Regions from separate parts of the Homo sapiens genome. Here region 2 is linked to region 1. A link is an interaction called in ENCODE POLR2A ChIA-PET data of the cell type or tissue named here. Cell type or tissue: OCI-LY7. All regions are shown on one strand.

Evidence for each region. Peaks named below come from ENCODE experiments on the same cell type or tissue, not always from the same donor. Only the 100,000 strongest peaks of a DNase experiment are listed, where the experiment ranks them.
Region 2: POLR2A ChIA-PET joins it to region 1 with 5 read pairs; 1 of 35 experiments calls an interaction of 5 or more read pairs at or near these places.

What each region holds. Positions count from the first base shown.
Region 1 is chr13:62,318,931-62,321,430 of GRCh38, forward strand. It overlaps LINC01074 (long intergenic non-protein coding RNA 1074), which reads left to right and starts at 2,375. Exons shown (of 2, transcript NR_149075.1): 1 at 2,375-2,456. In OCI-LY7, CTCF peaks have their summits at 1,389 (motif pointing right) and 1,596; a DNase peak (open chromatin) is centred at 1,411.
Region 2 is chr13:62,013,148-62,015,647 of GRCh38, forward strand. The region is part of intron 1 of LINC00358 (long intergenic non-protein coding RNA 358); the gene reads right to left. Among named protein-coding and RNA genes, the nearest start is that of LINC00358, 15 kb to the right of the region's middle. In OCI-LY7, CTCF peaks have their summits at 1,303 (motif pointing right) and 1,504; a DNase peak (open chromatin) is centred at 1,344.

The DNA of each region.
Region 1 (2,500 bases):
GCTAATTAAAAATATGTTATTATATGAAACTATGAACACACAAAATGATCATATGTAGACTAAAAAATGACTTTTTTTATTATACATAAAGACTGCATTTATACTTCTTATATAATTAGGGTCCTGAGAGCTAGTTAATAAATGCTGCAAATCTTTTAATTTTCTATTTTAAATAATGGCCCAATTCCCACTCATTTATTATCAACATGAAAAGATGATTAAAAATTAAAACTCTTGACATTCTCCAATTTTTATCACCTAGGACTGTCTTGAAGTATTTAAACAACAGAGAATGACCAAGATATTATTAGAGGTTGACATTTTGTAGATTTTGTATTTTGGGCTTGTTTGATCAATTTAGAATTTATCTTAAATTTTTAATGAAATTTTTTTTCTGTACCACTTGCTGTTTGCATTCATATGTACTTCTAAAGATATATTATCAATTTAGATTGTCATTTAAAAAACAAAACTAAAACTAAAACCCTCAAAGTCATGTGCCTATAACTGTTTATCATAATTCCATTTCAAATAAAAATGCTTGATGATAAAAATGAAAATTTAAATATCGAATAAAATATAACTATGTACTGAATTTGATGACACAAGGGGAAGTAAAGTAGAACATGGTTGACCATATGACTTTTATTTTATTTTAAAATATTTTTATTCCTAAACAAGGCCTTAATATAAGAATGTCCCCATCCTTCTTCTATCCTAATGATAGCCACCAATTTTTTATCTATCAGAATATTATTTTCTGTGCATGTTTAAATATACAGAAATGAATATTGACTTAGACATAAATGGTACGTCTTTTCTAATTTTTAAAGTGATATCAAAAATATTTTATACAGCCTCATAACATGCACGTCTTGTGATTTTTCAATAAATTTTACCTTCATTCTTTGTAAAAGGAAAGCTTTATTATTGTAAATGCTAGTAATTACATATGTTTTGTCCAGTGTGCAACATTTTCTTATCTAGTTTTTCATCACTGAGTAAGCATTGGATTTATACAAACTTAAAATTTTATAATCTCTATTACTACTTTTTAACATGGCAGGTTATGATATAGTTAAGAAACTTCAAATTATTTATTTTCATTAGAGGTCATCTTTTCTCAAGAATGATTCAATGCAGTGCTAATGATTAGAAAAATTGATTATATTAGTATCTGAATGTGTTATATTGTCTTTAAATAATTATTTACTAGGATACTAATCTACTTCTGAGACTTGTGCTAAGGTGTTTTTATCATTATGAACTGAAAACTGGTCAAATATAGAATATTACTTTATCCTACTTTAAATTTAAATATTAATTGTGAAGTGTTTCATCCATTTCTTGTGACTAAGTAGGTTTCTATTTCCTGTGTAGTCAGTAGATGGCAGGCTTGTATCACATACAGTCTGAATTTAGTGTGGCATACTTATTTGTTATGGTAACATGAATACTCACTGATAAGTGTTTTCGTTGTCTTTGTGATAATGAAATACAAGAAAATAGCTCATATTTTATTTCTAAAACCAAATAAAATTATTTGTTGAATGAGCTTAAGAGCTATATAACTTGAAATCATACCTGTTATTGTCCTAATGATTTTTTGGTTTACATTTTTTAAAAATCACAGTCAGACAAACACTAACATTGGCAATTACAATAGGATTTTACTGCAATTCTAAAACTTGAAACATAAATATTAAACAATTTTAGAAAAAAGTACATCATAAAAATGAATCCACACAGAGTATATATATTTTTCAAATTTAACATAAAATACATAAGAAACAGCTTCCTTGTGAAAAATACATAATATGAATGCTCAAAATTTTTGAAAGTCTGTGTGAAACCTGTATGTTGCTATTGTTAATTCATTCAACCTGACAGTGCATACACAAAGGGTTGGTTTGAGGGAAGGTGTTATTTGATGTCTATGTCATTCAATAACATCACTTGATATGATATAGTACATCACATGGCATGTTTCTTATCAGCATGACAAAAGTAATCTCTTCCGCCAACTGTAGCATGTCTGAAAGACAGCAAATTATATCTGCCAAGATTAAATGCCTCTATACTAACGCTTATTTAAAATAAAATTACTTCTCAAAAAATCTCATTGCATAGGTTATGTTACTGTGAAAGACGGTAAATTTAGTAACAACATCATGTCCTAAATGTAACTCAGGAAGTGGCAATATTCTGTATTTATTTTTTCTTTTCCAAACGAAATGAGCTACAAAGCTAGGTGGATGCCAGAGGACATGAGCACAGATAGACAGATTTTCTGTGGACAATATTACTGTGCTCTAATACATTCTTTTTGTAATTATTCCAGGTCAAGATAGTGGCCAAAGAGGAAGTTATAAAGCAGACTAGGAAATTCTCCTAAATATATCTCCAACAGAGTAAACAAGAGATTAGGAAACTTGTCCTTCATTCAATTACACCTGGTAAACTTTTTACATTTCCCATTCTATTTTTTGCCTGTGATGTC
Region 2 (2,500 bases), 310 kb before region 1:
CCCTATGCCCATCAATGCAAAATTATTAGATAATAAGCTACATTGAATCCTAAATAGATCCCCATATGGGAAAACCCTTCTTAAATTTATACAGACCAGAGCTAAAATTCATCTGAAACACTGTTTCCTCCTTGAAAGACATGATAGGCTCTGTCAAGGTGGTGTTGTTTTATGGCAGTAATATAATAAAGTTTGCTTTGTTTGATCAACAGGAAGAATGCTCAAGCTATAAATGAGAACAAAATAATTTTATATGGTTAACCTTTGCTATTAATGATTTTGAAACTTGATATTAATTGTCCTTAATGCATCATCACTTGACAAGACAATCTAACAGCATAAGTAGAGAGATATAAATATTCCATATTTGAACAAAGCAACCCTAAGAGTAATTGGACTAATACTGAAAACAGACACATTTCATTTCCAATATGAAATGCACTAATATTTTCTAAGGTAGAATAGTATTAATAGATTTAGATTTTAATTTATCTTGAGTACTGAAATGTACCTGAGCACATTACTAGTGCTCAAGTCCCCTCACGTCCTAGATAGTTATAATACAACTTGCAACTGGGATTCTCGCACTTTCTACCTGGCAAATTTGAATACAATTTTAGTGTGATTTGAGTTTTGCCATTGCTTATTTTTGCAAATCACATATATTTTAGAAAATTAAATATCTAAATAGTTAACCCCCCCAAATGTTGACACCTAAAATTTGTGTTATTTTCAACAAATATTTTAAGCATATATATGTATGCAATTTTATTCCTAGTAAACAAAGAATTTATGTGTTGTTTTCATGTTATCACTAAACAAAATGATTTTATTACATGAGTTTATAAAAAGTGTTGTATAGCAGTTCATTTTTACTTCACTCAAGTAACAAATATTTTAGCTCACAGCACACTTTTTAATTCTTCAAATTTCTACCAGCAAATTGAATAATATTGATCATAAAAAGTATAATTTATGCTATTAGAGTAAAATTGTATATATTGTGGAATAAAATTAAAATAAATTGCTTTGTAAAATCATCTCTTAATTTACCTTTTTATGTTATCGGCATTAATATAAAGAAACACAAGAAAAATAAGCATAACCACAAAATCTATTTTTAAACTTATCTTTGTTTTTTTTTTAATTTTTGAAATGTAAGCTTTTCAACAGTTCTTTAATAAACCCTGGGGATTCTAGGATGTACTTTTTGTTGGATATAACTGAGGCCCTTAATTAGTCCTAATATTATTCCAGTATTGTATTTTGTTTTGTCTTCAACGATCACTGTACAAGAAAAAATAAAAATTTTACCACTTGGTGGTGCTGGTGGATAATATAAAAACCAAACTATTCCTGGAGCATATGTTGAGAGAGCTGGTTACGGTGATTAAATAAAATTAAGGGAAGGACAGCTTCATTCACCTCTGTCATTCCCTAGTTTTCATTTCTCCTTTTGACATAAAGAGTGTAAATTAGACACAATGGTTGCTACCGATGGCTTGGGTCCTTGCTAAGTAGCAAAGAGAAACAAGATCTTTAACACAAATTTCATGGCATTGGAGACTGACGATGAGGCTATTATTTTCATTTTTAAATTATCTCTGCCTCAGTGTAAAAGATTACTTCAATTACACACATTATTTTTATTCTCTCAAAAAAACAAGTTTTTGTATGACCGTTCATGTTTTTACATGGCATGATGACCACTGAATTGTAACATTCTGTTCTTGGTGGAAATGCAAGTATTTTAACATGTAATTGATGTGTTTATACCAAAATTAATAGTAAATGCATCTACAAACATGAGTAACTGTTCAATTATATTTGATGTCACAATATTTTCAGATACTGATAAACAAATAGCTCAATGACATACATTATGTATAATAATTGTTAAAACTTTCCTTCAGAAGTATATTGCTCTCTCAAAAGAAAGCTCGCCTAAAGTGGTCACAGTTTTTCATATTTACTTGGCAGTGTTTTTTACTTAGCTCAGCTTCAGGTTTCCAATTTTAAAAATGTATAAATTATACAATTTTTATGAAGTATCCACCTACATATTTCTTCAGCCACATAAACACAAGAGATTATGTCACTGATATATATATATGTATATTTTATATATTATTTATTAACCGGGGGAAAGTCCATGAATTTCTTATGCCCAGAGTTAACATAGACTGTAGTGCTCTACAGGGGGTGTGATATGGCAAAATTATATGGGAAAGATTTTTAATGATAAAATGAAAGTTTTCAGTGTTTGCTTCAGTTCAAAGAAAATAACCCAGCCAATACATATTCTTTGTCACATTGGTAAGCAGATACATTATTAACATCTTTGACATGGAAGAAAGGCAGCCTAAGGGCCCCAAATTCTGCTTCTATACAGGTAAAAAAATAAGCATTTAATTCTTCTCCTGAACAACAACTGTTTTAAAGATAAGGCAAAGGATGACCCCAAATCCTATTTGTAACTGTACAAGCCCATTCAATCCCA